Regions from separate parts of the Homo sapiens genome. Here regions 2 and 3 are each linked to region 1. The links are chromatin loops, found by intact Hi-C in ENCODE. Cell type or tissue: HCT116. All regions are shown on one strand. Each heading gives the region's core, and the rest is flanking DNA. Links, peaks and the distances in the headings are about the cores only. Region 1 overlaps LINC02446 (long intergenic non-protein coding RNA 2446). Region 2 holds the start of CLEC9A (C-type lectin domain containing 9A). Region 3 has its middle 21 kb from the start of GABARAPL1-AS1.

What was found. A loop is a pair of places that touch in the nucleus more often than their neighbours do. Peaks named below come from ENCODE experiments on the same cell type or tissue, not always from the same donor. Only the 100,000 strongest peaks of a DNase experiment are listed, where the experiment ranks them.
Region 2: it touches region 1 in a loop (15-fold over the local background); 7 of 110 quality-filtered maps call a loop at or near these places.
Region 3: it touches region 1 in a loop (10-fold over the local background); 100 of 110 quality-filtered maps call a loop at or near these places.

The regions. Positions count from the first base shown.
Region 1 is chr12:10,557,043-10,568,099 of GRCh38, forward strand. The region is part of intron 1 of LINC02446 (long intergenic non-protein coding RNA 2446); the gene reads left to right. It overlaps LOC105376675 (a long non-coding RNA gene), which reads right to left. Exons shown (of 2, transcript XR_931358.2): 2 at 9,948-11,005. Among named protein-coding and RNA genes, the nearest start is that of LINC02446, 9.2 kb to the left of the region's middle. In HCT116, for the core only: a CTCF peak has its summit at 5,454 (motif pointing left); a DNase peak (open chromatin) is centred at 5,449.
Region 2 is chr12:10,028,323-10,039,379 of GRCh38, forward strand. CLEC9A (C-type lectin domain containing 9A) reads left to right here and starts at 2,360. Exons shown (of 9, transcript NM_207345.4): 1 at 2,360-2,650. LOC102724020 (a long non-coding RNA gene) reads right to left here and starts at 2,301. Exons shown (of 4, transcript NR_169587.1): 1 at 2,221-2,301. In HCT116, for the core only: a CTCF peak has its summit at 5,635 (motif pointing right); no DNase peak of the experiment used is centred there.
Region 3 is chr12:10,230,897-10,241,953 of GRCh38, forward strand. It overlaps a transcript of KLRD1 not described here. Among named protein-coding and RNA genes, the nearest start is that of GABARAPL1-AS1, 21 kb to the left of the region's middle. In HCT116, for the core only: a CTCF peak has its summit at 5,042 (motif pointing right); a DNase peak (open chromatin) is centred at 5,045.

The sequences.
Region 1 (11,057 bases), core at 1,765-9,764:
CGATCTCTTAAAAAGTGGTGGTTAGTGTTAGCAAAAGGCATGCAGGGCTCAATAAATATTTGTGGAAAGAATGAAGGTATGAATGAACAAATGTATGTATGAATTAATATCCAAATCTAGAGAGACAGAGTTAGAGGGATAACAGCCCAGTGGTTTTCTTATTCTCAGGGTTTTTCCCTCCCTCTCTTTCATGCCCTAGCCAGGCACTCTTTTTCGATAATTTGCAAAGAAAATACTATGAAGAGTCTGAAGTAAAAGTTCACTTGTTGAACCCGATGTTTTCTTTCCCCCAGGCATTGGGAAGGGGAAGGCAGAAAAGCGGAGTGCAAAATGAAGTGGTAGTGGGTGCTAACTAACAAGAGAACCTTTGAACACGATGGGACAGAAATAAGGTCATGCATTTTCTACTATCTGTCACCTGTGGACAACTTGCCACTTCAACAGTTCTGGACACTTTTAAGCTCCCCCGAGGAGAAGATAGGAAACTTGGACACCCTGTGTGGGATTGAGAATCACAAAGGGGCAGTCTCGCACCTGGTCAAGATAAAGCTGAACTGAACTCTTCATTCACAAGTGGGATTCTCGTAAGAGGCAGGAAAGCAGGGACCGTCTGTCACTACAGACAGCAAGAAGAGGTGAACCTTAATGAGGGAAGAAAACAGATTCTATTAGGGGAAAAAAACATTTAATCAGAAAATAAGGCTCTGGAAAGAAAAGGCCAATTGGGGCTTTGTCTGAAGAAATAACAGAGTATTTTTCTGCCAGAGAAAGCAAGTCCAAGGGAGGAATTTTCAGATTGACCAAAGAGTATTGGTCTACATCATTAGTACTTTCAGTGAGAAATAACTGAAAATAAACTAGAGCAAAAGTTCCCCAGGTGTGGTTCCAGGACCAGCAACTGAAACATCACCTGGGAACTGTTAAAAATGCAAATTCTTGGGCTCTCCGCCAGAATCACTGAATCAGAAACTCTGAAATGGGACCCAATAATCAGCAGCTTAACAAGCTCTCCAGGTGATTCTTATGCCAAATAAAGTTTGAAATTCCCTGGTGCTGGCGCTGGAAGCAAATGAGTCACAGCTGTGAAGAATCCCTACCATTAATACCCTGGGTGGGATAAATAAAAATGGGAAACTAAAAAGTTAAATGATCAGAGGTTGGCTGTAGTTCAAAAGTAAGGATATACCTGAATATAAAATTCTTTCTTAACCTAAATGCAAAATGGGAATATGTTTAATCATTTATATAGCATCTCACTGGTTTTTTCCAGCTTGAGACATGATTCACAAAAATTGTATATATTTAAAATGTACATGATGTTTTGATATACATATACATTGTGAAACAATTACCACAATGAAGTTAACATAACCATGACCTCACCTAGCCACCATTTTGTGTGTGTGGGGTTAAAAACCCTTAAGACCTGCTCTTAGCAAATGTCAAGTATACAGTACCTTATTATTAACTATAGTCACCATGCTGTACGTTAGGTCTCCAGAACTTACTCATCTTCTAACTAAAAGTTTGACTAACTTCTCCCCCAGCCCCCAACCCCTGGTAACTACCACTCTACCCTTTGTTACTGTGTCTTCAACTTTTTTAGATTCCACATACAAGTGAGATCACGCAATATTTGTGTTTTGGCGTCTGGCTTATTTCACTTAGAATAGTGTCCTCTAAGTTTATCCATGTTGTCACAAATAGCAGGATTTCCTTATATATTTATAGAATAAAAACTAGACCGAATTATGCATTATGTTTCTTTCCTCTTCCCAATTTTTGATACCTGAAAATGATAATCTCCAGGTCAAGCCTAACAGAGCATTGCCTGTTGCCCGATGGTAATAACACCAAGAGCAGGCGCAATGCCTATATGGGGTCAATTTATAGCCTAGACACATAGCTCTAAACACATTCTCAGTGATTCATTCCAATTACTCCTCCACCTGGTGGATTTACACTGGCATTTTTCATGCCCATCTAGGTTCTTCCTAGTACCTCACCTTTTCGGCCAACTTTCACTGGTCATCCATTGGTTAAAACTCAGTCAATGTCATATCATCTTGTCAAAGCATGTTCAAACCAACAGTAAATAATATATAAATAATATCTAATAGTAAATAATAATGGAAATAATTATAGTAAATAATAAATAGTATATAAAATATATAACTAAATGACACATAAGTGAGTTCTAGATCACTATGCCAACTCAATCCTCCAACCTCATAAGAACTGAAAATCCATTATCAAAGACACTATGAAAATACAGCATAAAATAGACCCAGATACTTCCTGAGAGGTTAACAACATGTAGCCCACCAGAGGAAGAGCTGCAGCTGGAGCTAGCTGGGCTCTGTGAGCTAAAACCACACAGGAAGCCTCAAGCACAGGGGCTCACTGTGTACCAGGAGGCCCAGGGGGACCCTGACAAGACCTCCTCTCTTCTCCCGCTTTCATCCAAGGTCTAGGAACAAGGCAAAAAGCTAATTCTTAAAATAACAGGGATTTAAGATGTACCTTTAAATCCTTGGCTTGCTTTAAATTTGGCTGCTTGAGTATGGATTCTCCCCATAGGTTTACCGTAAGAAACATTCACATGATAATGTGATATTGTACTAAAGAGTCTGATGATTGAAAATAGAATGTTTGGACCCAGATTGGTAGTTTTTTTTTTTTTTTTTTTTTTTTTTTTGTCTTTTTGGGAGTTTTCCTTCATTTTTTTTTTTACGATTTCTAATAGTCATACTTTACCTTAGATTCCATGTTTTTGAAAAGTATTTTGTTGGATTTATTGAAAGTGAGAAAATTAATAATTCCTTTTATTATTATTGACTCTCTTCAAAAATAAGCATTGGCTAATTCTTTGTGCTGTCACTCACATTCCATAGTTTACTAGCTGAATCAAACCAATATATAGAAAAGACATGTGTCAAATACAGTTTTTGGGGGGTTAGGATTTTTTTGTTGTTGTTATTGTTGCTGTTTGACATATATCATCTAATTCTCCAAAATGATATCCGTGTTTTAGAGATGAAAAATTAGGGGCATTAGATGACTCACGAAAGGACATTCAATTGACAAATGTACATCTATATTTTATGTAGTCTACTTTAATCCTCGCTTATACTTACATAGGTAGGAAGGAGAGGATAAATTATGTGATCATTCTCACCCTACTTTTCTGTAATTAATTATAGAAAATGTTTGTCAAATTTTTTTTTAAAAAGCCTTTTCCATACAAATCACTTTGTTTTTTACATTCAAGGGATATGACACACAAATGTTGGTTTTTTTTTTTTTTCTTTTTTTTTGAGATGAAGTCTCACTCTGTCGCCCAGGCTGGAGTCAGTGGTGCCATCTCGGCTCACTGCAATCTCCACCTCCCTGGTTCAAGTGATTCTCCTGCCTCAGCCTCCCGCGTAGCTGGGCCTAAAGGCATACGCCACCACGCGTGGCTAATTTTTGTATTTTAGTACAGATGGTGTTGAGGAAAACCATCTTTAAAAGGCTGCTTTCCAAAGATAACTCCTCCTCTCCAAAAAGAGTTGCCTATACATGTTCTCCCTCTTCACATATGAATTCTGCTGTGTTAAAATGCTGAGTTCTAGAGAAGAGGGGGAATCTTGTGGAAACCCATATTATTAAAAATCATCTCAGCCTCACAGTTCAAATGTTGGAAAAATCAAACCACCAAGATATTTTATTAACAGTATTTCCTACCATAATCTACCTTAATAACAGCACCAATAATCCTTTTCTCACAGGTAGAGAATATCTTTTCCAACAGAGAAATACCCGTAACCAATGCAAATATTTTTTACTCATGTGCCATATTTGCTGTTGGAAATCATTATACAATGAAAAATATGTACAAAGTTCAGTATGTCACATAAACCAAATATTGTAGAATAATTCAAATTGGAAGAGTTGCAACTATTAAATGGGATGAAGAAAGTTTATTGTACCATCATTAGTCTTTAGCATTGTACTTGTTATTTTACAAAATATCTGTTTATATAGCTTTCAATCCAAGTTGATCATACATTCAGGGAAGGCAGAAATTGTGTTACTCACTTTTGAACCATCAACATACAGTGCAATTTATAAAAACCACTAATAAATAATTGCTGAATGAATGCTTTTTCTTTGATTTTTGTTTTTTGTTTGGGACAGGGTTTCACTCTGTTGCCCAGGGCGCAGTGTAGTGGCCTGATCATAGATCACTGCAGCCTCTACTTTGAATTGTCTCTCGGGCTCAGGCAATCCTCCCATCTCGGCTCCCTGAGTAGCAAGAACTATGGGCATGTGCCACCATGCCCAGCTAATTTTTAAAATTTTTCCCTTTTTGTAGAGACAGGGTCTTGCTTTGTTGCCCAGGCTGGACTCAAACTCCTAGCCTCAAACAATCTTCCCACATTGGCCTCTCAAAGTGCTGAGATTATAGGCATGAACCACCATGCCTGGCTGAATGAATGCATATTTTTATGGTTTAACATAGTAGAAGACAAACAATTTTAAATTATAAGTACTAAAAAGCTTTTAATTTATTTGACACAGAGTCTTGCTCTGTGGCCCAGGCTGGAGTGCAATGGTGCCTTCTTAGCTCACTGCAATCTCAGCCTCCCAAATTGAAGGGATTCTGCTGCCTCAGCCTCCTGAGTAAGCTGGGACTACAGGTGTGAGCCACCACACACAGCTAACTTTAGTATTTTTTGGTAGAGATGGGGTTTCATCATGTTGGCCAGGCTAGTCTCAAACTCCTGATATCAGGTGATCCACCTGCCTCAGCCTCCCAAAGGGCTGGGATTACAGGAGTGAGCCACCATGCCCAGCCCTAAAAAACTAATGTTATGTTATTGTTAACTTGATTTTTTCTTATTAACATATGATGTTCCAAGGAGTCATTGTTAAAAATTGGAGTAACAAGGAGAAATATGAAGAGAGAAAAACACTTCCTTATAAAATTACATTAATATGTTTCCTTTCTATAATTTCTATGCAACATACTGGGAATCACACATTAGTTTACAACCCAATTCATAAATTAGCATTATGCCAGAAGCATTTCTCATGTCATTGAATACTTCATAAGTCATTTGAAAGTGTGTATGTTTTTTAATTGTATGATTGTATCATATATACTAACCCTTTCATTATTGTTGGACCCAAGATTTTACCTGGTATTTGACAATTCCAATAATGCTAAGGTAAAATCTTGAGTGTGTACCATTTTGTCCACATTATTTTCTGAAGATAGATTTCTAGTAGACTCATTGGCTCAAAAAGTACTACCATTTTTTAAGGTTATCAATATATTTTGCTAAATTTGTGTGCAGTAGTTATCTACTAACATTTGCTACAGCAGTTTATGAGAATATAGTTATTACTTCATTCTGACCAGCAAGACTAATTTTCAAATAAGCCTTGATTTTAGAGCTTGGTTTATGTGGTGATGCCATCTGGTGGCCTAGTACAAAATTACAGAATCAGAAGTGAAAAACCTTTTGAAAACTGTAATGAGCAAAATTAAATTTATAAGGTGATGGCAAATAGCACAAGTCTTATACGTTGTCAGAAAGCATTCTTGCTGTTTGGATTTCTAAAAATTATCAGGAGCCATGTAAAATGAAGATTACAAACTCAAACAATGCTCATTCATTCATCTCTTCAACCTGAGTTTTTGGAGTACCTACCACATGGTAGTACTATTCCCTGCTGATGAAAAAGATGAAGTCTCCATGCATGATTTCCAGGAATGTGTAGTTTAATGGGGATACATAATGCAAATTTACCACTATAAATTTTACCAAAGGCTTTCACAAGTGGTGACTAATATTTACTAATATTTGTCATTTGAATCATTTTTATCAAATGTATGATATGTAATTGTGGTTGACTTTCTCTAAAATAACTCCAGTCATCATTCCACTTCTTGGTATTCATGCCATTGTATAATCTTCTTCCCAGAGTGTGTGCTCAAGTTGGCATCTCTGTTTCTCTTTCTCTCCCTCTTTCTCTCCCACTCCCCTCTCCCACATACACGTCCCCAGCAGAAAACAGAATAACAAACTGCCATGAAGTGAGTAGCTCTATGGAGAGGTCTATGAGGCAAGGCATTGACATTTCTCCTGTTAACAGTGAGTGAGGACCTCACACCAGCCAACAGCATGTGCATGAGGCTGCATATGAGTCTGCCCCAACTGAGCCTTCAGATGACTGTAGCCCTCACCCACACCCCAAAGGCATCCTTGTGAGAAACTCTAAGTCAGAGTCACCCATGGCTGGATTCCTGACCCAAAAAAAGCATAAGTTGTGGGATAATTTAGTAATTTGTTACACACAAATAGTTAACTAATTAACTAATAAAAAGAATTTGAGCCTGGCCTGGTGGCTCATGCCTGTAATCCCAGCATTTTGGGAGGCTGAGGTGGACGGATCACTTGAGGACAGGAGTTCAAAGATCAGCCTAGCCAACATGGTGAAACCCCATCTCTACTAAAAATACAGAAATTAGCCAGGCATGGTGGCCCATGCCTGTAATCCCAGCTACTCAGGAGACTGAGGCAGGAGAATCACTTGAAGTCGGGAGGTGGAGGCTGCAGTGAACCAAGATCGCCCATTGCACTCCAGCCTGGGTGACAGAGCAAGAAACCCTGTCTTAAAAAAATAAAAAAAAGAAAGAAAGCTATTCAAACATTTGAATAGTGATTTCAACATAATTACTCAAGTCCTATACAAAATTACTTAAGTCCTATACAAATTTAAACTACAATTACAGATTTAGTTAAGCTAAGTCTTTTGAGCACCTCAAACACCTTAAGTAGCAAATATACCCAAAGAAAATTATTACAAAACCTATTGCTTACTCTTAAACCTATCCTAAAATATAACAATAGTTTTTAAACTTCATTTCTTTTGTTATTCCTATAATTTTTATTCTTCTCTAAGGCTATAATTCCACTTGATAACTTCCATTAGTTGTATTAATGCATCCTTTTACATCTTTCTGGGCTTGTAGTGATCTCCCTAGACCAATAAGCAAAATATTTCAGTAAATGGCTGGTCAAGCAACTGATTTTTAGTCAGTTTGGGACCCGTTTGTTTTTGCCACGATAATTAACTCCAGCTGCAGGCCATGAAGTCATCTCCTATTTTAGAGTTAAACTTCTTTTGTTATAAAAATAAGACATTTCAAATTCTCATCTTTCACATGTTTTTGGATTTTTATAACCTAATATCTCCATCATAAATGATACGTTTCAAGTCTCAACCAACATTTCATTATGTATTATCCTATCTCTATTATATACTGATATTTTATGTTAGGATTATTACAAATTATGTATGCTTTATTGTATTATTTAAGGGCCACTTAGAAATTCTATATCCTAGGAAAAGAGAAATGAAAGTTTTGTAGTAAGCTTCCTTTTCATTATTATTATTATTTTTGAATTATACTTTAAGTTCTGGGATACATGTGCAGAACGTGCAGGTTTGTTACATAGGTATACACGTGCCATGGTGGTTTGCTGCACCCATCGACCCGTCATCTACATTAGGTATTTCTCCTAATGCTATCCCTCCCCTAGCCCCCCACCCTCTGACAGGCCCTGGTGTGTGATGTTTGCCTCCCTGTGTCCATGTATTCTCATTGTTCAACTCCCACTTATGAGTGAGAACATGTGGTGGTTGACTTTCTGTTCCTGTGTTGCTTTGCTGAGAATGATGGTTTCCAGCTTCATCCATGTCCCTGCAAAGGACGGGAACTCATCCTTTTTTATGGCTGCTTAGTATTTTATGGTGTATATGTGCCACATTTTCTTTATCCAGTCTATTATTGATGGACATTTGGGTTGGTTCCAAGTTTTTGCTATTGTGAACAGTGCTGCCATAAACATACATGTACATGTGTCTTTATAGTAGAATGATTTATAATCCTTTGGGTATATACCCAGTAATGGGATTGCTAAGTCCAATGGTATTTCTGGTTCTAGATCCTTGAGGAATCGCCACACTGTCTTCCACAATGGTTGAACTAATTTACACTCCCACCAACAGTGTAAAAGCGTTTCTATTTCTCCACAGTCTCTCCAGCATCTGTTATTTCCTGACTGTTTAATGATTGCCATTCTAAGTGGCATGAGATGGTATCTCATTGTGGTTTTGATTTGCATTTTTCTAATGACCAGTGATGATGAGCTTTTTCTCCTATGTCTGTTGGCAGCATAAATGTGTTCTTTGGGGGAGTATCTGTTCATATCCTTCACCCACTTTTTGATGGGGTTGTTTTTTTTTTCTTGTAAATTTAAGTTCCTCGTAGATTCTGGATATAGCCCTTTGTCAGATGGATAGATTGCAAAAATTTTCTCCCATTTTGTAGGTTGCCTGTTCACTCTGATAATAGTTTTTTGTTTTTTTTTTCTGTGCAGAAGCTCTTTTGTTTGGTTAGATCCCATTTGTCAATTTTGGCTTTTATTGCCAGTTTTTGGTGTTTTAGTCATGAAGTCCTTGCCCATGCCTATGTCCTGAATGGTATTGCCTAAGTTTTCTTCTAGGGTTTTTATGGTTTTAGGTCTTATGCTTAAGTCTTTAATCGATCTTGAGTTAACTTTTCTATAAGGTATAAGGAAGGTGTCCAGTTTCAGTCTTCTGCATTTGGCTGGACAGTTTTCCCAACAGCATTTGTTAAATAGGGAATCCTTTCTCCATTGCTTGTTTTTGTCAGGTTTGTCAAAGATCAGATGGTTGCAGATGTGTAGCACTGCTTATGAGGCCTCTGTTCTGTTTCATTGGTCTATATATCTGTTTTGGTACCAGTACTGTGCTGTTTTGGTTACTGCAGCCTTGTAGTATAGTTTGAAGTGAGGTAGCGTGATGCCTGTAGCTTTTTTCTTTTTGCTTAGGATTGTATTGGCTATATAGGCTCTTTTTCGGTTCCATATGAAATTCAAAGTGTTTTTTTTTTTTTTTTCTAATTCTGTAAAGAAAATCAGTGGTAGACTGATGGGGATAGCATTGAATCTATAAATTACTTTGGGCAGTATGGCCATTTTCACGATATTGATTCTTCCTATCCATGAGCATGGAATGTTTTTCCATTTGTTTGTGTCCTCTCTTATTTCCTTGAGCAGTGGTTTGTAGTTCTCCTTGAAGAGGTCCTTCAAATCCCTTGTAAGTTGTATTCCTAGGTATTTAATTTTCTTTGTAGCAACTGTGAATGGGAGTTCACTCAGGATTTGGCTGTTTGCCTATTATTGGTGTATAGGAATGCTTGTGATTTTTGCACATTGATTTTGTATCCTGAGACTTTGCTGAAGTTGCTTATCAGCTTAAGGAGATTTTGGGCTGAGATGATGGGGTTTTCTAAATATACAATCATGTCATCTGCAAAGAGAGACAATTTGACTTCCTGTCTTCCTATTTGAATACCCTTTCTTTCTTTCTCTTGCCTGATTGCTCTGGCCAGAACTTCCAATATTATGTTGAATAGGAGTGGTGAGAGAGGGCATCCTTGTCTTGTGCCAGTTTTCAAAGGGAATGCTTCCAGCTTTTGCCCATTCAGTATGATATTGGCTGTGGGTTTGTCATAAATAGCTCTTATTATTTTGAGATACGTTCCATCAATACCTAGATGCAGAAAAGGCCTTTGATAAAATTCAACACCTCTTCATGCTAAAAACTCTCAATAAAGTAAGCTCCCTTTTTAAGACATTTGGCTAAGTCATCATTTTATAACACAATATTCAACTCCCCTTTCTCTCTCCTTTCTTACTGTACATGAGCATCCTGTGTCTAGTTCTGCTTTTTCTAAACTGTTTGACTCACAATTCCCAATATTTTTATCCTTTACTTATACAGTTTTAAAAAATACTGCTGTATAAACACACATATATTTAAAAAGAGGAAATAGAATGATTTAGATATATTAAAATACAACTTACTAAAATTTTTATCAGTTTATTGAAATACATTTTTTAAATCTAATCTATTATATTCCTCCTCTTAGATTACAGCTACCAATAGTAAAACACAGCATCTTAGTATCACTGGCAGCTAGCACAGCCCTTGGACGGGTGACCTACAAGTAAACAATTCATGATTATATTGCGACACAAACATATTGGCGTGATAAATCAGATGAAAGAAATTAGCATATAAATTAAAAGTGTAATTGCAACAGTGTTTGAAACAAAACAATATTAATAACTACCAATAGTTGTAATCTAGAGAACTTTTGTCTTTTAAGTATCATTAGAAACTCATTGCCTTATAAAATATTAGTGTATTTCAATTAATTTATTATTATTAATGCTCAACTTGTCACAACTTGATCAAAATAAGCTGCTTCCTCCTGACTCCTGTGTTCTTTGTCTTATATGTTTCCTTATTTGCTGAAACAGTAGTGTCCAACAGTAGTGGCACTAGGGTTTATAAGGTAGGAGTGGGCAAAAGTACTGTCACTGCTATTTGTCCTTTTTGTAAAAATTTGAAGTGAGAGTCACAGGTGATGGAACGATTTTACAGTCACAGATTTATTTGTGTTTGATTTAAATTTATTTAAACACTCCTTACTTTTCCTATACTATGAGACTCATAAACTGCAAAGACTTTTCACAACAAGGAAATTTTAGATTGTATCCACTCATCTTCAGCTAATAAATCCTCCACACTGCAGGCAGCCTATTCTCCTAAAATGCAATCTTTACCCTTTCTCTCCTCCATTGAAAATGACTTCCCTTCGAATGTAAGATAAGCATCAAAAATTAACTCATTCTCTGGCCTCTACTTCTTCATCTTCTGTGACTCTCCCTACTCCCAGTCTCCTCCTACATTGGCTTTCTTTTAGATTTCAAATGCACCAACATAGGTATTTGGAAATAAGTGTCATTCTTGAGGATTTTTAAATCTAGTGCAAGAAAGCATTGCAGTAAACCACAACAAAACACAGTGTCTTCTTAGTATCACTGGCAGCTCGCACAGCACTTGGAACACGGGTGTCCTGCAAGTAAACGATTCATGATTATATTGCAGCAAGAACATATTGGCATGAT
Region 2 (11,057 bases), core at 2,075-10,074, 530 kb before region 1:
AAAACTTTCCAAAGTATTGCATTTGATTGTCAGAATTGTCAGAAGGCAGGTGAGTTGTTGTGTAAACCTTAACTTTATACAATAACAATGTATCCACCTTAGAACAATTATAAATTCAAGATACGATGTATTTTTTAAATTATTCTCTTTTTTGGTTTATATTTTATTTTCTTCTTCTTGTACACTATTATTTCCCTAGATTCTCTTTTCCAGAATGATGTGTTAGATTTGGAATTCAATAATGAAAGACAAAAATAAGTATTTAAATGAGGAAGTATATATTTCCTCTGTCTCTTTTTGTTATCCTATTCAATATGCAAAACCAGGCTGTGTGATCTAAATCAAGTTTCTTATCCTCTAAAGCCTAGGTTTCATATCTAAAAATTAGGAATGATATTACCAGACTTGTAAGGCTGTTGTTTGCACACAAAGGAAGAATTAAATGTGATCATTTATAGACTCGCCTGAGAGCATAGTATTTTATTATTAGGTACTCAATAATTTTTTTAACTTACCCTTACCTTCTCACCTCACCTCTGTAAATTTTAACAAAAGACAGGAGACCTGCATATTTACCAATTCCTTATTCTCTATATTGAGTAAGGTAGAAATTTTAGAGATCCTCTAAAAATTTTTATCCTTGCTGTCTTGCCATGTTATGGATTCCTGAATTATTTTATATTACTGGTCTTTTGCTCCATTGCCACCTTTCAGGACAGGGCTTACATCCATTATCTGAAAAGCCAGACGTATATATTAATTATCTTGATTTCTTTATATTAAATATGGACCATTTAATGCAATGTTTGAGTTAGTCTTACAAATATCTCATTTCCTCCCATGTTCACAATAGCCAAAATATGAAAACAAGCTAAATGTTCATTTCATTGATGAACAAGTGGATAAAGAAAACATAGTGTGTGTGTGTGTGTGTGTGTATATATATATATATATATATATATATATATATATATATATATATACAAGAAAAAACTTTCCACAAGAACCTCCATGTCCTCATTTAGAATTTAATTTAATTTTTTACCTCACACACCTCTTTTTTTTTTTTTTTACTTCCACTTGACACCTTTCTGGGGTAATAGGTATGTTGTACCTGAATTCCACTCTCCCTCAAAATATCTGTCTCAAATTTGTATATACATTAGTAGGTATCAATCAGGAAGGTCTCCCTCAACCCATTCAATAGGCCCTGCCACAAAATTTGAAAAGTTTAAAAAATTCAGAGCCCTGCTTATGTACATGGGTGTACATTTTTGCAGACAAAAATCCCCTGTGCCCTACCTACTCAGCAATCTTCCCCCTTCCTATCAATCTTCCTCTTCCCCTGAATCATTGGTCACAACTGATCTCTTTGTTTTCTTTGTCTTGGTTTTTCTCGAATGTCATATAGCTAGGATAATATGATAGCTTTTCAAACCGGCTTCTTTCACGTAGTAATATGCATTTAAGATTCCTCCATGTTTTTCATAGTTTGACAACATTTCATTTTGTTGTCGAATGATACTCCATTGCATGAATGTACCACAGTTTGTTTATCCACTCATCTTTTGAAAGACATCATAATTACTTCTAATGTCTGGCAATTATGAATAAAGCTCCTGTGAAAATGTGTGTGCCAGTTTTTGTGTGTGTTGGGAGCAAGCCCCCCAAAATCCGGCCATAAACTGGCCCCAAAACTGGCCATAAACAAAATCTCTGCAGCACTGTGACATGTTCATGATGGCCCTAACACCCATGCTGGAAGGTGGTGGGTTTACGGGAATGAGGGCAAGGAGCAGCTGGCCCGCCCAGGGTGGAAAACCACTTAAAGACATTCTTAAGCCACAAACAATAGCATGAGCAATTTATGCCTTAAGGGCATGTTCCCGCTGCAGTTAACTAGCCCAACCTATTTCTTTAATTCGGCCCATCCCTTTGTTTCCCATAAGGGATACTTTCAGTTAACCTAATATCTACAGAAACCATGCTAATGACTGGCTTGCTGCTAATAAATACGTGGGTAAATCTCTGTTCGGGGCTCTCGGCTGTGAAGGCTGTGAGACCCCTCATTTCCCACTTCACACCTCTATATTTCTGTGTGTGTCTTTAATTCCTCTAGCGCCTCTGGGTTAGGGTCTCCCAGACCGAGCTGGTCTCAGCAGTGTGTACAGGTTTTCCACTTTCTATGGTTCCTAGATTGTCTGTTAATACTATACTTACCTCTATAAGAAACTGTCAAGTTTACCGGGCCGCGAGGGTGCAGGCTGCGCAGATGGTGTGGTCCTGCGCCCCGAGGGCCGCAGCAGCTCATCCGGCAGCTCCCACCCCAACAACCTGGAAGGGGGCGGGACTTCCGTTTGTACCCGGCTGTGGCAATCTGTGGTGAAGTTGAAATGCTTTTCTGCTAGACTGGCAACATGTTTTGATTCTTCTCAAATAACTCGCAAGCTCTTGTGAAGCACAACGGCCTACCTTGTCCTGAAGAAAACATACTCTAAGGCCCACAGATGATTAAACCCAGCCATTTATGTGACAATAGCATTTTTATTTTTCTTATCAAGATCTGGGTATTTGATCCACACAATGGTAAAGATTCCCATGTTAGCCAAGATCTAAATGATTCAAACTGATGATACTCTCTGCAGAAGAGGTAAGAACCACTGGCAGTAGGGTGGAAGGTATGTCATTACAGATGATGCTGACAGAGAAGGTCATCTGAACCTACTTTATAAGAAAGGCATGATTAAAGGAGAAAGGGGAAAGGGCATTCTAGGTTAGGAAAGATTCTGAAGAAATGTAAAATAATATGAAGGTGTGAGCTGATATATTTAAGAAATAATGAATGATATGTGGGAGTATGTATCATCTGCAGAGATGGATGAGGGAAGATGCAAGTGGAGGGGAAGGCTGGAGCCGCTGGTGGAAAGACGTTAAGTGTATTTCAATGGCCTGATACTGCAGGCAGTAGACAGCCTCTGTAAATCAGGTAGCTTCCTTACTCTTGCTCCTACTGATCCCTCAGTCTAAAATGCCCTCTGCACTTTCTCTTTAGAGATAGAGAGGGAAAGGGAGTCAAACACGAAATCTCCAGGAGGCCATCCCTGGTTATTTCTTACTCCTCTGTTGATTTCCTTTAATCTGTGAAGTGTCTTCTAACTCGTGGCCTGAGGCTTTAGTGACTCTGCTGACTCATTGTCTGGTGCTACTGATTGTGCTAATGGTCTTCGATATTGTGTCCAGTGCCCCCCACCATTTTGGGAAGAAATTGGCTTTAGTTTTTACTCAGATTGAAATTTTATTTAGAAACGGGAGTAGCAAGACCAGGTGCAGTTAGTTACACCTGTAATCCCAGCATTTTGGAAGGCCAAGGTGGGAGGATTGCTTGAAGCCAGGAGGTTGAGAAATGGGAGTAGCAACCAATGTCGGTAGAAGAAACAGCATATAATAACAGGATGTGATAAATCTCAAGAAAAGTTACGCACAAATTACTATGGCAGCAGGAACGAGTGAGCCGCCCGATGCTGTCAGTGAAGGCTCTGAGGATTGGGAAGGATTGGCAGGGTTACAGGAGACAAACAAATGCTACAAATAACATTCCAAGTAGAAGGGGAAGTGAGGGTAGGGAAAGGAATGCAGACAAGGCTGAGCCTTGTTTGGAGAGCTAAGTTCAGTGTTGCAGATGCTCAATGTCATACCTTAGGAGGGAATTGCAAATTAAAACAACAATGAGAAACCACTGTATACTATTTGAATGACTAAAATCCAAAATACTCACAACATCCAATGCTGGCAAGGATGTGGAGCAACAGGAGCATTCATTCACCGCTGGTGAGAGGTAAAAAGGCATAGCCACTTTGGAAGGCAGTGTGGCAGTTTCTTACAGAGCTAAGTATAATATTAACATACAATCTAGCAACCATAGACGCAGGACAAGAACTCGGGCAAAGACGCCACAGCCACACAGGTTTCTGAACAGAAAATCAACATCCCAAAGATCCCGTAACATAATCTATGCTCAATCTCCATCTGTATATTAAAATCCATCCACCTACCTCCTTAGGGATTTCTTTTTTTTTTTTTTTTTTTGAGACGGAGTCTCGCTTTGTCACCCAGGCTGGACTGCAGTGGCGCAATCTCGGCTCACTGCAATCTCCGCCTCCCGGGTTCACGCCATTCTTCCGCCTCAGCCTCTCGAGTAGCTGGGACTAAAGGCACCCGCCACCAAGCCTGGCTAATTTTTTTTTATTTTTAGTAGAGATGGGGTTTCACCGTGTTAGCCAGGATGGTCTCGATCTCCTAACCTCGTGATCCGCCCGCTTCGGCCTCCCAACGAGCTGGGATTACAGGTGTGAGCCACCGCGCCCGGCCAATAGGGATTTCAAGCTTGTAATTTTCTTTCTTTGGTTCGCTCTGGCACTATCAATTTCTTTTCATCTCCACTTGTTCACTCACCTTCACCTCCCAACATGGTATAATATCTCCTATGTTAAAAACAAGCAAAAGCCATCTTTTGTTTACCATGCCCCCATACACACGATTCTAATTTTCTTATATTTCTTCTTAACATTTCTCTAATTTTCTTGACAACAAAAATGTTCAAAAATCTCTCTGTGCTTACTGTTTCATCCTACTTTTCCTTTATGTTAATTAGGCTTTTTCCTTCACTATTTCTATGAAAACACTCCAGTCAAAGTCACCATTAACCTCCACATGAACACATCTAATGGCTAGTTCTCAGAATTCATCTCACGCACCAGATAAGCATTCAAAAAAAAAAAAGATTATTCCCTTTTCATAACATACATTCTTCTCTAAAATACAGTGTTCCCTAGGACACCGTTCTCTTCAATTTCCTTTTGCTTCATTCACAACCCAATCCTCCCTCAGATTTGGATTCCTCCTTAAATTAATTTAAAATGTTGTTGTGTCCCAGAATTCAGTTCTTGGTCCTCTTGTTTTTTTTTTAATTTATCCTGGGATGAACTAAATTGGATAGTACCCATAGAATGGCCAGAATGGGAATTAATCTCTTGTAACCTCATGACTTAATAGCCATACATTGATAATGTCCAAAATTATATTTCCATACCATTGCTTGATCTCCAGAACCACATATCTGACTGGATTCTTGGCATATTGACTTTGATATATTTTAGGATTTTTTAACTTAACACATCAAAAAATGAGTGACTCTTCCCAATGAGTTTCTCCATCTCGATAAATGAATATTCCATACCTACGGTTCCTCTGCCAAAAACTTGGAATCACCTTTGACTTTTCTTGCTGCTCTCACATGAATTAAACATGTCAGAAAATATTGTTCACCTTGGAAAATATGGAAGCACAGTTATTAATTATGGAAGTATTGTTGATTGAGAATACCTTAAAAGAAATGCTGAGTTAACATGATAGGAGGATTCATTCTCACTCTGTTCTTTAACAGTCTTTCCATTCTCACATCTTATGCCTGTTTCAGAGGACACTTTTAAAGTGGGGCCTAAATTGGATAGTACCCAGAGAATGGCCAGAATGACAATTAATTCAGAATTATTTACAAAAAAAGAAATAGGGAAAAATGAAGATGAAAGCCAGAGTTATCAAAGGCATAAGGGAAACAAAAATAAACTAAAAGCAGAAGAAAAATAAATGGCCACAAGGAGGAGACAGAGGATGGATATAGGATGGAATTTATTTTTAAATGTATTAATATAGTCACCCAATTAGGTGAGTATGCCTGACCAGGATAATAAAATGTCTGAATTAAAATGAAGCACTGTGAAGACAGGCTGATTGATTCAAATCCTGGATCAACACTTACTTGCCCTGTGGCTTTTGGCAAGTTACTGAGCCTCTGTGCTTTATTTTTCTTAGCAGTAAATTTGTCATAAGTTTAATGCCTACCACAAATGTAACTGATAAAAGCATATAGAAAGAGCAATAAATGGCAGCTGTCATAGTGGAAGTAAGTTTGGATTATTCTGGATTATCTTAAAAAAAGGAAGAAAGCTGGGACATTGCCCAAGCACTGACAGTGAAGCTTAAACAAACCAATTCTCATGAGCCCAACCAGGGTCTGCCTCCAGCCTGTCTGGAAGAACTCAATTATATCACTTTTCTTCATTTGTAGCACTTTTCATGATGTAAAATTATGTTGATCTTTGCTTTCGATGTAAAATTATATTGGTCTTTGCTTTCTATGTTTCTTTACTATCTGTGCTCCCCACCCTTTACTATAATACAAGCTCATTGCTTGTATGATTCATTAACGATTAGTCCCCAGAAAATAGAAACATGCCTGGGACTTCCACAGTGATCAATAAACATATGAAATGGGAAAAGTTCTCTTGTCCCCCTAGCAGAGTGTGCAATGGAGGTATGGCTCGCTTCTTCAGTGCCCCGCTACTCAGACCTCTAGGGGAGGGGCAGGCTGTGGGGCTCCGGCCCCACGGTAGTGTCTAGGAGTAAATGTTTGTATCTGAAGCCCCAGTGGGCGTGTGTTACAGGGTGCTCTTTTAGTTTAGCCGTCCATAGGTGGCTTGTGTTAGTCAGCTCAATTAGACCCCTACCTTATAGCAAGGACAGAGGCTTTCTGCATCCCAGGGTTCTTACCTTGGTGTACTGGAAGAATCAGATCACACGTGGGCTTGGAGAATGAGTGCAAGGTTTTAGTGAAAGGAAGTAGCTCTCAGCGGATGGTGGAGCCAAAAGGGTGATGGTTTTCCCCTGGAGTCTGGCCACTCAGTGGCCCAGGCTCTCCTCTGATTGTCCCGGCCAAACTCTGCCTTGTTTCACCAGTTGGTGGCCTGCCGATATGCTCTTGACGTCCAGCCACTTATGTCTTGTTCCATTGATGACTACTCTCAATGTCCAGCCACTTATGTGTCTGCCTGCTAGGGTCTTGGGGGTTTTATAGGCACAGGATGGGGACATGCGGGCCAGGATGGTCTTGGGAAATGCAACATCTGGGCATGAAGGCAGGAGTGCCTGTCCTCATCCAGGTCGGTGGGCAAAGGCCCGGGGGTGGAGCCCTCGCCAGGGATCCGCCTTTCTCTATCCAGCACTTCTCTGCCCCACTTCTGTATCACATATGTTCAAATAAATGATTAATTAATTGCCCTTGCCATGAAATTTTGTAGTAATTTTAAAGGAAAGTGCAATGGCAAATATACTTAACATACTATGAATCCTCAATTCAAATATACTTGATCAGACCACTTTCCCTCAATCAATCGCACTATTTCCCATAATCGCACTGAGTAGATTAGATGATAGTACATTTTTGTTGTTGTTATTGTTTTGTTTTTGAGACAGGGTCTGGCTCTGTCACCCAGGCTGGACTGCAGTGGCAAGATCCACGATCTCAGCTCATTGCAACCTCTGCCTCTTGGGCTCAGGTGATCCTGCCACCTCAGCCTCCCACGCAATGGAACTACAGGCGTGCGCCACCACACCCAGCTAATTTTTTAAACCATGGGTTTCACCATGTTGCACAAGGTGATCTCAAGCTCCCGGGCTCAAGCAATCCTCCCACCTTAGCCTCCAAAAGTATTGGGATTACAGGAGTTAGCCACCATGCCCGGTGCCTGGTACTGCTTTTTACAAGAAGTATACTTATTCAAACTCCCAGTTTTTATTAAGATGTTTGCCCTGCCTGATAAACATTGCCTTCTTCTTTTTCTTCTTAGGCAATATTTACCTTTCCTTCAAATACCAATGCAAATCTTAATTAATCCAACTGATTATCATTCATTCTTATTTAATTTTTACTTCCATGTTTGGTATGCAAATGCCTGATAAACTTTGTGATAGGACTGCAGTCTGACACATTTTTCCCTTCATTTTCACTACTGTTTGTCACAAATGTTCTGCCATAATTTTGGTCTGATAGTTATTAGTTGTTTGGTGTATTAACTTTTAATAAAGCTCATTCCACTTTGAAATCCACATGTTTAAGCTTTCTGTAAATGAAGGAGAAAATATTAACTATACTTTTCTATGACAGGAAATCTTACCCCTTTACAAATTAAATAGCATTTAGTATTTGTGTGAAAGCCTGGTAAGTCAAAGGCAAACCAACAATTGTAATGAAGAGGGCTGAGAGAGAGGACTGAATATCACTAATAGAAGCACCTGAGGCTTTAGCTTAAAGGTGGTAAGAAGTCTGTGAAAAGCTATGACCAATTACAAAATACTTCTTTTGTTTCTGTCTGCAGTCATAACACCCACAGTAGTCAACATCTTATTGCCCTTCTCTTCTACACATCCACAGGCCATCCCTGTATATTAATCAGTCTTATCTACAATGTTATACATTCCACTAATTTCAATTCTTACTGCATGTACTCCTTGTCATTGTTATCTTAGTATCTTTTACTCATTCTTCAGCTATACACATAGATAATAGAGTCTATGAAAGACATCAAAGTGTAGTAGAAAGAATTTACAAACTGGGTAGATGCTACTAGGTACTACTTTTTACAAGAAATACCATGATTTAAAAAGTCCCCCAAATTTCTTAAACTTCTCTTCCCATGATCAAAATCAGGATGATAATGCCCGTCATACATATATGCATTCATTCATTCAACAAATACGTATTGGGTAACACAGGAAATTCTCACTTAACATCATCAATAGATTCTTAGAAGCTGCGTAGAAACAAGGTAGAACCAAACCAACCAGCATATTTCTGGTCACAAAAACATCACCTACCTTGTAAATAAAGACTCAGAACACTTCTAAGAGTAAACATTAAAACAAATGTGAACTATACCTATTACGTACATTCAGAAAAGATGAATGAAAACAAGATAATTATATACCCAATTTTTAGTAAATCAGTGGGTGTTGGTGGTCATAGTAGTAGGTAAAATCAAGGAATAGATGTTTGCAAAGTAAAAATTGACAGAAGCACCTTCTAAACCATGCCGTTCAACAATACACAATCAGGAATAGGGCGGGCTCACTGAGCGCTTTCGAACTACATTGCTTATTTACCTGCATTTGTATAATTATTGGCTATTTTACAAATTCTTATTTTACAATAATTTGTATTCATTCATTCATTCATTTTCCCACATACTTATTTCAGCTCCGTGTCTCAGGTGGCCAGAGACCATTCAGGCAGCTCAGGGCCAAGGAGGGCACTGACTATGAAGAGGCCACCGACTATGAAGAGGCCACCATCCCATCGCAGGGCACACTCACACGCACCCGCACTCACTCACACTGGGACCATGTAGACACGCCAATTCACCTAACGTTCACATTTTGGGACATGGGAGGAAACTGGAGGACCCAGGAAAAACCCATGCAAACACGGGGAGACCGTGCAAACTCCACACAGTGGCCCCAGCTGGGAAGCAATTTTTTTTCTCAACATCGTTATAACAAAACAATCTTACATAAAAGGATGTTACTCAAGAACCTGCTTTAACTGCATGTCAGTCACTATTTTAGAGCCATGGGACATTTTCTTCTGGGGTTAAAGGACAAAAATTTTATTATCAAAGGTAACTCTATGTGTGTTGGATAGTGATCAGCGTTATGGAAAAGAGTGAAGCAAGGAAGAGGGACAAGAACGTGGGCTGGTGTGTAGTTGAGTGGGGAAGATGTCTTAAATGTTAAAAAAAAAAGTTCACATAGCCTAAGAATTAGTGAAGGAAGGGTTAAGAGTCCCTTTTGGCTAAAACAAAAGTTTCAAGAACAGAAGCTGTGGTAGGTGAATGGTAAGTGACTGGATTTACCCAGCTTACGACTGGGAACCACTGAATATTTTAACTGAGATAAAAAACTCAGTGACAAAAATGGGTTTGGGATTTTAATTTTTTTTAATTTGTAGTACTTTTAAATAATTCAGCATTTCTTGGAAATGAGCTTTTATTATTAAGAATTGGTTTTTGGTAAAAATATTTGAATCATACTAAGTTTTTGTTTCCAAAATCAGGTACTGTCTTTTTTGTTTGTTTGTTTATTCTTCACCTCATTCTCAAAATAATTTGAAGAGTGTAGAGAAAGAAATTTTAGAATGGAAGACCATTTTAAGTGAATTGACAAAGAATTCAGAGTGAAGGAGATAGCAGGGAGAAAAAAAATATGTACAAGCTATGCCAAAAGGCGTGTTAGTAAACAAAATATCTGCCACTATAACCCACATAGTTACTATATTGAGAAGTCTAACATTCTGCTAATTAGAGAAAAAAAAGAAATCAGGTCATTTATAAAGTAAAAGACTACTACTTAATTGGAAAAAGGGAAGCTTTACTGCTCATGGGGGTTTAACAACAACAACAAAATACTTCCATAAAGCTATATAAGAGCTACTCTAATGGCAAAATAGACAGCATCCTCCCCAATATTCCTACAATAAACACATCAGCTAGCTTTGTATGGCTGTTCTTATAACTACTTTCAATGCAAGCTAAAATAACTTAAAAGCTCATTTCATAAAGTTAAATGTGTGTGTGTGATTCTCCAGTTGCTGTTTATTAAAGTAGTTATAGGATGGGTGGGCATAAAACAAAACAAAACAAAAAATGCAAACACATCAGGCCTTAACAGAGAGTAATATTTCAGCTTGGAGAGGTAAAGTCCATTGGGGATGAGGATGGATGTGTGGTATGGGGGTGGGCCATGCCTATTGTTGATGATCATCAGGAGAACACAGGTGAGATCTGCCAGCAAAGCTCTTTCTATTACTTGGAGGACCCTGAGAAGGCAGGGGCAGGGGCAGGGGTGAGCCTTCCCCATAGCTAACCCATACTGCCTGCTCCTTGATGTCTTTATTATATGCCTACAATTGGCCCTGCTTCCTCCTCCTGGTGGTGTGTGATGGCTTTGATTCTGCTGATCCTGTGCATGGGGATGGTTGTCGGGCTGGTGGCTCTGGGGATTTGGTGTAAGTGTTGACTCTGCCAAAGATTTGATTGGAGGAAGGCAATACCGAAGGGTCATGGCATATCCCACTAAGCTTCTCAATGGTCACTATTTGTCTGTTTGTCACTATCCAATTGTCCTATACATAGCTGCCAAGATACTCTCAATAAAGGAGAACACTG
Region 3 (11,057 bases), core at 1,107-9,106, 330 kb before region 1:
AGTGGCACAATATTGGCTCACTGCAACCTCCGCCTCTGGGGTTCAAGTGATTCTTGTGCCTCAGCCTTCCTAGTAGCTGGAATTACAGGCACGTATGTCACCATACCTGGCTAATTTTTGTATTATTAGAAGAGATGGTTTTGCCATATTGGCCAGGCTGGTTTTTTCGTTTTTTTTTTTTTTTTTTTTTTAGATGAAGTCTCACTCTGTCACCCAGGCTGGAGTGCAGTGGCACAATGTCAGCTCACTGCAACCTCCGCCTCCTGGGGTCAAGCGATTTTCCTGCCTCAGCCTCCCCAGTAGCCAGGATTACAGGCGCCTGCCACCATACCTGGCTAATTTTTGTATTTTTAGTAGAGATGGGATTTCACCATGTTGGCCAGGCTGGTCTCGAACTACCAGCCTCAAACTCCACCCACCTCGGCCTCCTAAAGTGCTGGGATTACAGGCGTGAGCCACCGCGTCTGACCTCTTTTAATTGTTATTTTTTGAAGTTGGATAATATTGGTTTTTTACAATCGGCTTATGACTGCTCTAATGTTGGGAGTTTTGTTTGTTTGTTCTTCAAAAACAAAAACAAAAACCCTGGGTCTTTATTGCTACATTCAATTAAAATCCCTATCCATCCTACTGAACAAAATCAATCTCTGCAGTGCTTTCCAACCCTGACTGCACATGACCATCAGTGGTGAGCTCCCAAAAACGTCTGATGGCAGAGCCCCACTTCTGCATCACTCTTGGGGAGGACACCGGAGGGTTTGGCATCCATACTTTTAGTTTTTTTAATTTTTCCCCCCACCGCCCCCTCCCTATGCTATAGGCTCCTTTTTATTGAGGTAAAATTCACATAATGTAAAATTCATGGCATCTTTACTTTTTACAAGCCTCTTAAGTGATATGTATAGCCAGGGTTGTGGTCGACTCAACTGGGTGCTCTTTGTTTAACAACACATTGGGAACAGTTCTGGAAATAGCCGCTTGTGATGGTTAAGTTTATGTGTCAACTTGACTGAGCTATAGGGATGCCCAGATAGGTAGCGAAACATTATCCGTGGCTGTTTCTGTAAGGGTGTTTCCGGAAGCGGTTAGCGTTTGAATCAGTAGACCTAGTAAAGAAGATCCTCTCCCACCAATGTAGGCAGGTGTCACTCAATCCATTGAGGGCCTCCATCGAACAAAAGTTAGAGGGTAGAGAGTCCCTCTTTCTGTCCATGAGCTGGGACATCCACAGCTCCTGGTCTCAGACCTTTAAACTTGGATTGAATTATACCACTGACTTTCCTGGTTCTCCTGCTTGCAGACAGATGGTGAGGTTTCTCAGACTCCATAAGCCTCCATGAGCCAATTTCTATAAGAATAATAAATCTCTCTCTTTATTTATATGTAGATATTTATATACATATAGTCTTTATATGCATTTATATCTAGTCATGTGCTACATATAGATATTTCAGTCAATGACAGCCTGTATACATGATGGTTATCCCATAAGATTATAACACCATGTTTTTACTGTACCTCTTCTATGTTTAGATATGTTTATATACACAAATACTTACCATTGTGTTCCAATAGCCTGTGCTGTTCACTCCAGTAATGTGCTGAATGGGTGTGTAGCCTAGGAGCAATAGGCTATACCGTATAGCCTAGGTGTGTAGTAGTTATATCGTCTAGGTTTGTGTAAATACACTCTATGATGTTCACACAATGATGAAGCCCCCAATAACACATTTCTCCGAACATTTCCCCATCCTTAAGTGACACATGGCTATATATAACATTGGTTCTATTTCTCTGGAGAATCTTCACTAATACAGAACTCCTCTTCTGAATTTGCCTTATTTTACTTTTAAATAAAATAAGTAGTCTGGGCGCGGTGGCTCACGCCTGTAATCCCAGCACTTTGGGAGGCCGAAGTGGGTGGATCATGAGGTCAGGAGTTCAAGACCAGCCTGGCCAAGATGGTGAAACCCCATCTCTACTAAAAATACAAAAATTAGCCAGGCGTGGTGGTGGGTGCCTGTAATCCCAGCTACTCGGGAGGCTGAGGCAGAGAATTGCTTGAACCTAGGAGGCGGAGGTTGCAGTGAGCTGAGATTACACCACTGCACTCCTGCCTGGGTGACAGAGTGAGACTCCGTCTCAAAAAAAAAAAAAAAAAAAAAGAAGAATATAATTCTTGCCAGATCCATATTTCCTTCTCCATCAATGTTTGTTTTGCAGTGCTGCAGAAATTAAGATAATCTTAATTGATAGATTAGATTTCTTTTTTTTGTTGTTGTTTTAAGATGGAGTCTCACTCTGTCACCCAGGCTGGAGTGCAGTGGCACAATGTCGGTTCGCTGCAACCTCCACCTCCCAGGTTCAAGAGATTTTCCTGCCTCAGTCTCCCGAGTAGCTGGGATTACAGGTGCCTGCCACCATGACTGACTAATTTTTGTATTTTTAATACAGGCAAGGTTTCTCCATGTTGACCAGGCTGGTCTTGAAATCCTGACCTCAGGTGATCTGCCCACTTTGGCCTCCCAAAGTGCTGGGATTACAGGCATAAGCCACTGCACCCAGCCAGATTTCATTATATATTAGTCTATTCTCATGCTGCTATGAAGAAATACCCAAGACTGGGTAATTTATAAAGAAAAGGGGTTTGATTGGCTCATAGTTCTGCATGGCTGGGGAGGCCGCAGGAAACTTACAATCATAACAGAAGGTGTATTCTTCACAGAGCAGCAGGAAACAGAATGAGTGCCAGCAGGGAAAATGCCAGACACTTATAAAACCATCGGATCTCATGAGAACTCACTCACTATCACAAGAACAGCATGGGAGAAACCACCCCCATGATTCAATTACCTCCCACTGGGTCCCTCCCATGACATATGGGGATTACTGGATTACAATTCAAGATGAGATTTGGATGGGGACAGAAAGCCAAACCATATCATTCCCCTCCTGTCCACTCCCAAATCTCATGTTCTCACATTTCAAAATACAATCATGCCCTCCCAACAGTCCCCCAAAATCTTAACTCATTCCAGCATTAACCCAAAAGTCCAAGTCCAAAGTCTCATCTGAGACAAGGCAAGTCTCTTCTGCCTATGAGCCTGTAAAATCAAAAGCAACTTAGTTACTTCGTAGATACAATGAGGGTACAGGCATTGGGTAAATACGCCCATTCCAAATGGGATAAATTGGCCAAAATGAATGTGCTACAGGCCCCATGCAAGTCCAAAATCCAGTAGGGCAGTCATTAAATCTTAAAGTTACAAAATGTTTTCCTTTGACTCCATGTCTCACATCCAGTTCAGCCTGATGCATGAGGTGGGCTCCCATGGCCTTGGGAATCTCTGCCCCTGTGGCTTTGCAGGGTACAGCCCCACTCCTGGCTGTGCTTAGTGGCTGCAGCTTTCCCAAGCACATGTTGCAAACTGTCAATGGATCACCATTCTGGGGTTTGGAGAATGGTGGCCCTCTTCTCAGAGCTCGACTAGGCAGTGCTCCAGTGGAGACTCTGTGTGGGGGCTTCAACCCACATTTCCCTTCCACACTGCCCTAGCAGAGGTTATTCATGAGGGCTCCACCCCTGCAGCAAACTTCTGCCTGGACATTCAGGCATTTCCATACATCCTCTGAAATTTAGGTGGAGGTTCCCAAACCTCAATTCTTGACTTCTGTGCACCCACAGGCTCAAGACCACATAGAAGCCAACAAGGCTTGGGGCTTGCAGCCTCAGAAGCAATGGCCTGAACTTTACCTTGGCCCCTTTTAGCCACAGCTGGAGTTTAAGCAACTGGGATTCAGGGCACAATTCCCAAGGGTGCACAGAGCAGGGGGGGCCCTAGACCCAGCTCATGAAACCATTTTTCCCTCCTAGGCCTCCAGGCCTGTGATGGGAGTGGCTGCTGTGAAGGTATCTGACATGCCCTGAAGACATTTTCCCCATTGTCTTGGTGATTAACATTTGTCTCCTTGTTACTTATGCAAATTTCTGCAGCTGGCTTGAATTTCTCTCCAGAAAATGAGTTTTTCTTTTTTATTGCATGTTCAGGCTGCAAATTTTCCAAACTTTTATAGTCTACTTCCTTTTGAACAGTTTGCTGCTTAGAAATTTCTTCTGCTAGATACCCTAAATCATGTCTCTCAAGTTCAAAGTTCCACAGATCTCTACAGAAGGGACAAAACACCACCAATCTCTTTACTAAAGCATAGCAAGAGTCACCTTTGCTCCAGTTCCCAACAAGTTCCTCGTCTCCATCTGAGGCCACCTCAGCCTGGACTTCATTGTCCATATCACCATCAGCATTTTGGTCAAAACCATTCAACAAGTCTCTCAGAAGTTCCAAACTTTGCCATATCTTCTTGTCTTCTTCTGAACCCTCCAAACTGTTCCAACCTCTGCCTGCTACCCAGTTGCAAAATCGCTTCCCTTCTACATTTCCAGGTATCCTTATAGCAGTGCCTCACTTCCTCAATACCAATTTACTGTATTAGTCTATTTTCACACTGCTATGAAGAAATATTCGAGACTGGTTAATTTAAAAAGAAAAGAGGTTTAATTGAATCATAGTTCCACATGGCTGGGGAGGCCTAAGGAAGCTTATAGTCATGGCAGAAGGTGCATTCTTCACAGGCCGGCAGGAGAGAAAATGAGTGCCAGGAGAGGAAATGCCGGATTGCTATAAACCTATCAGATCTCATGAGAACTCACTTACTGTCAGGAGAACAGCATGGGGGAAACCGCCCCCATGGGTCCCTCGCATTACATGTGGGGATTATGGGATTATAATTCAAGATGAGATTTAGGTGGGGACACAAAGCCAAACTATATCATGCTACTTACGAGTGGAGGTTATAGCATAAGGCTTCTTTGTACATCTTTAAGAAAATAAGCCACCTGTCTTCTGTCATCTGTCTTCTATTTTGATCTGACTGAAAGACATTGCTAAGCTAGTTTGCAAGGCAGCTCCCACCTCTAATTCTTCCCTCCTACTCCTTTACAGTTCAGGGAGGCTTCATTTCCAAAACGAGTGTGGTCATTGTACTTCTGGCCACCAGGTGGCAGGCCAGATCCACTTAATAACACTGCAGCCTTAATCCTCACTGGCTGCAATTATTTTCCTTTTTAATCAATCTGTTATTAATAATAGTGTCACCTTTTTGTAAACAAAACCACAGAATTTTAACAATAGAGAAAAAATAAGAAGTAAGCTTGTTCATTGTCAATTTTTCTTTTTAAATCTTCCCCCAAAGGAGGAAGATGCATTGCACATTTTTGTTGACTCTGGTGTCTCTTTCAGCATCTAGATGAAATAATAACATTTCTGTTTTAGACAAATAGATATATTTCTTCTGTTCCAAAAGGTAACAGTGGGCTGGGTGTGGTGGCTCACACCTGCAATCCCAGAACTTTGGGATCCAAAGTGGGCAGATTACTTGAGGCCAGGAGTTTGAAACCAGACAGGGCAACATGGTGAAACCCTGTCTGTACTAAAAATACAAAAATCAGCTGGCTGTGGTGGAGCATGCTTGCAGTCTCAGCTTCTCTGGAGGTTGATGCAGGGGAATCGCTTGAACCCGGCGGGTGGAGGTTGTAGTGAGCTGAGATTGCACCACTGCACTCCAGCTTGGGTGACAGAGCAAGGCACTGTCTAAAGAAAAAGTGGATAGAGGAGGGTGAGGCAGGAAAAGGAAAAGGAAGTCAGCATTTCTGGAGCATCTTTTCTCAAACATTCCTTGTTTATTTGGGAGATTAAGTTTCTTCTGAGGATAAAAAAAGATTAGAAGTTAGATTGGTATTGTCTTAGGGGGAAAACAGGCAAGTAGAATGATAATAGAACTTTGTTGCCATAGAATATACAACTAAGTAATACTGTTTATAATGTTCCAATTTACTACAGGTTGTGCATGCAAGCAGTCCTCTGTTTATCTCCTCATCCTCCAGTGTCACATGTCAATTGCCCTGTCACTAACTAATCACAAACCACACTGGCCTTTTATTAGTTTCTTGAATGGCATTAAATTCTTTCTGTCTCAGTCAGGGCTGTGCACATACCTGGTATCTTCCACTGAACTGCTCCTCTCTTAGCTCTGTATAGCCAGCTCCTTCTCATACTTTGTCGTAACTTAAATATTAATAGAGGCAGGAGGCAGAGAAATCCTAGACAGACAGGGATGGGTCCCTGGGGAAACCTTACCTTCAGGTCAAAAACAGCCTGAAACCCACAGACCAGAGTGAGGACTTCCATTCCTGTTTGTTGGCTCTCTTCTTATTGGTTCTTTCTGAATAATGCCTTTTAACCAATTGAATGTTGCTTTTTCCAATACTACCTATGGCCCACCCTGCCCCCATCCTGTTCCTATAAAGGCCCCTGTCAGTGGAGGGGAGACAGCCTGACTTTGGGGAGGAGACAGCTTGACTTCAGGGAAACATGATCTGCTTTTCTGATACCCTCTCCAGCTCCCCTCTCCACTAGAGAACTGTTTTCATCGCTCAATAAAATTCTCCACTCTTACCATTCTTCAGTTGTCAAGTGTGACCTCATTCTTCTTGGACGCTGGACAAAAGCTTGGGACCCACTAAGTGCAGGTGGAGGCTGTCACACTGGCCCTTTGCCCTTGCAAGTGGAGGGCAACCACCCCACTGGCAGCTACAGGGTCAGTGGCCAACTGAGCTGCTAACACACAGCCGTTTATCGACTGTGGATGGTGGAACTAAAAGAGCTAAGTAGCACACTCACACCCCCTCTGGGGCTTTGGGATCATGGGCACCAGGCTGCCATGTTCCCCTCAAGGCAACATGACTGGTCTGGACATGGGCTTTGCATGGAGCTTGCTCCTGTATTGGTGCTTGGAGTGGCTGGCCAGATCCCATACTCACTTGCTTATGTGTTACCTCTCTCAAGGGGCGGAGCATGGTGGGCCGAGGAGATGGGGCACTCGTGCTAGGAGTCCGGCAAAAGGGCCAAGAAAAATCCTGCATGAATATTACAATCTCTGATCATCCAGTTAAAGTTTCTAGGGCCCCTCTGCTGTTGCTGTCAATCTCAAACACTTTTTTGTTTCATTTACAACACATATTGGAACTTGTATTATTTTGAATTTGCTTTTTAACTTAAATTTTATAATTTCTTTCATTAGAATATGGTTTCCATGAGGCCAGAGAACATGTCTGTTTTTCTTTTTTCTATTTTTTTTTTTTTTTTTTTTGAGATGGAGTTTTGCTCTTTGTTGCCTAGGCTGGAGTGCAATGGTGTGATCTCAGCTCACCGCAACCTCTGCCTCCTGGGTTCAAGTGATTCTCCTGCCTCAGCTTCCTGAGTAGCTAAGATTACAGGCATGAGCCACCACACCCAGCTAATTTCGTATTTTTAGTAGAGATGGGGTTTCTCTATGTTGGTCAGGCTGGTCTTGAACTCCTGACCTCAGGTGATCTGCCTGCCTCGGCCTCCCAAAGTGCTGAGACTATAAGTGTGAGCCATTGCATCTGGCCCTTTTTCATTCACTGAATAATTTCACTACTTTACAAATATGTGTCAGGCACTAGGCTAGCAGACACACACATAATATTTGTTAAATAACCATACCTTTCTAGAAGGAACTTCCCCTTTAAAGTTTTTCTATATACAAATTGAGAAACAGGTAGAAAGAATCCACATTCTTAGAACTTATTCTTAGCAGATAATTTAATTTGAATCTCAATGAAAATGAAATTTAATAAATATGACTATTAAGAGACAATCAGAGTCATATTTTTAAAAAGTACATTCACTGACCTAATGAGTTATGATGTGTGGAGAACATATCACAGAACCAGAAACATCCTGTCCAAAACAGCCTAGCATATTTTAGTTCAACAAACAAAATGATGTGTTGAAATTTAGTTGGTGAGATAAGACAAAGCCAGCCCATTTGGGTCTAAATTTATGAGATTTTTTATCCAGAACATGATTATAATGATTATTTCACTTAGAGTTGTGTGAATCTGACCTAACCAAGGATAACAATGGGTAGGTCGAAGATCATATTTATGACATCTTGGCCCTGGATTTTTCCAGTTCGTTCAGACTTCAAAACCTTTGAAGGGAGTCTTAGGTTCTTACCTTATTGTTATTAAGATGTTCGAAAAGCTCAAGAATTCTAAAAAGCCAGAATGAGGGGATAACTTTCACCAAAGACTTTTCCTTTATCTTTTGTTGTACGTGGTCACTTAACTGTTTTAGCTTAATTTAACAAAAAAGATGAGAAAATATTTTTACAGTATCATGAGATGAGGCTTCTAATGGGCTGGTGGCCAAGGATGGGGAAAAGAATCAAGGACAGATTAAATCTCCAAAGTAAGAGAATCTATTATATAGCAAACAAACTTGTATAATTAATCTCTAGGAGCACGGGTTCTAATAAGCCCAGGTACCACAAAGATAGAGAATTGCTTCTTCTGTCCAGGCAAAAGGCATGACTAAAGGTGTGACTTGCTCTCTGGGGATGATACCAATTTGGCAGCAGCATTTCCTTCCTTCCTTCTTTCCATCCTTCCTTCCTTTCCTTCCTTCCTTCCTTCCTTCCTTCCTTCCTTCCTTCCTTCCTTCCTTCTTCCTTCCTTCCTTCCTTCCCTCCTTCCCTCCCCTTTCTTTCTTTCTTTCTTTCTTTCTTTCTTTCTTTCTTTCTTTCTTTCTTTCTTTCTTTCTTTCTTTTTCTTTCTTTCTTTCTCTCTCTTTCTTTCTTCTTTTCTCTTTCTCTCTGTCTTTTGTTTGTTCGTTCATTTTTGAGACAGAGTCTCACTCTGTTGCCCAGGCTGGAGTGCAGTGGCATGATCTCAGTTCACTGTAACCTCCACTTCCCGGGTTCAGGCGATTCTCCTGCCTCAGCCTCCTAAGTAGCTGGGATTACAGGTGCCCGCCATCATGCCCAGCTAATTTTTGTATTTTTACTAGAGATGGGGTTTCACCATGTTGGCCAGGCTGGACTTGAACTCCTGACCTGAAGTGATCCGCCCGCCTCAGCCTTCCAAAGTGTTGGGATTACAGACGTGAGCCACTTTTTCTCTTTCTTAAAACATTTTGCCCAATGCTAAATTTTACTGCTTGGTTTCACCATAGTAATCTGCTCTAGAAGAAAATTACCACAGGTGGGATTGTCAAGGTGTTCCGGGATAATCATTTCTACTTTCTTTCTTTTTTTTTTTGGAGACAGGTTCTTACTTTGTCACCCAGGCTGGAGTGCAGTGGCGTGATCTCAGCTCAATGCAGCCTCAACCTCCCAGGCTCAAGCTACCTTCTTACCTCAGCCCCCCAAGTCGCTGGGACCACAGGTGCGCACCATCATGCTGGGCTAATTTTTGTATTTTTTGTAGACACAGGGTTTTGCCATGTTGCCCAGGCTGGTCTTGAGCTCCTGAGCTCAAGCGATCTGCCCGCTTCTGCCTCCCAAAGTGCTGGGATTACAGGCTGAGTCACCATGCCCAGCCCTCATTTCTATTTTCTACATGCCTTTTTTTTTTCTTTGCTTTCATTGTTCAGCTTCATGCCATGATCTTATTCTGACCATGATGAAATTAGTAGAATAGATCTTCACTTACGTTCTCTGCTCCCAGTGACTAATGTAGAGACAAGAGTTTTTATATTATTTGAATTTTTGTTATGAAAAAATGTAAACATTAAGTAATATAGACATAATAACTTAATGAACTACCATGTGCCCATCACCCAGCTTCAACTCACTCCCCAATCAAGGTGAGTGTGTATCTCCCATGAGTGAGTAAACTACCACGTGCCCATCACCCAGCTTCAACAAGCATCGACTCACTCTCCAATCAAGGTGAAATATCAGACATCATGTGATTTTATCGGTCAGTACATTTCCCTGATTTTTAAGTACATTTAAGTCAGTACATTTTCTGTTTTTAAGTAAATTATACAGGGATTCACTATGGTGACTAGTTATATCTTTTACCTTTGTTTTTGCTATTGTTTTTGTTGCTTGCATGAATTGAGTCATTTGTCTTTTAGGGTTTTCCACAGTCTTGATTTGCTGATTGCACCTCCGTATGTAGTTCAACATCTTCTTCTTTTTTCTATATATATCCTGTGTATTGGTAGCAAGGTAGATACTTGGTAAGATTCAAGTTGGAATAATTTTATGAGGGGCAAAAAGCCCTACTATTTCATAATAAGAGTTGTGTAGTTACATTCAGAGGCATTTACTATCTAGTGTCTCTTTTATGTAATGTCAGCAGCAACTGATGGTCATTAACTAGGTCCCTTAATTCATGACACAAAACGTTGAAAGTTTAATTCAATCATTCCCTATTCATTTATTGGCTGAAGTACTTTCATAAATAGCGACTTCACCTCATCAATTATTAGGTTACTCTTTGTTACGGTTTGTATAAGAGTTTGCAGGAGAAGTACTTGATTCTTTTCTTTATCAGCTTTCTAATTAATGAATAAACTCAGGAGGGGAGCGATTTTTTACTTTCATAAAATAAAAATAATTTCAGACTTACAGAAAAAGTTGTGAGAAAGAGACAAAGAATGTGTAAATAGCTAGTCTTGACTCAGACTTCTTAAATGTTAATGTGCTACATTTGCTTTACGTAATCTTTCTTGGTTACATTTCAAAGAGAAGGCTTCTAGGTCCTTGAAAATGACATTACTGAGTTGTAAAACTGGCAATAGGTTGGAAAAGATTTACACCTCAAAGCGGCTGAGAAATAATTTATAATTGCAAGTTTTCTAAAGTAAATACTATAAGAAAAGGGAGGCCAGAGAACTATAGTTAGGAAGAAATTTGTCTAAAATTTCAGTTAAGATCAGGAGAAGGTTAAGGCTGATATTGGATAGTATGTGTGTATATGTGCATATTTGTTTATATATGTGTATGTATATATATATGCATACATGTATATGCACACATTCACATATAGAATGGATATTTTTGTACTGTTTACTAAAGTACTTTGCAAACATGATGTTCTCTTAACCCGTCAGTATGTAAGTATTTCCTCAGAAATCTGCTTGCATCTGAAAGTTCTTCCTGTGGTGTTGGAAAGCAGGCTTTCA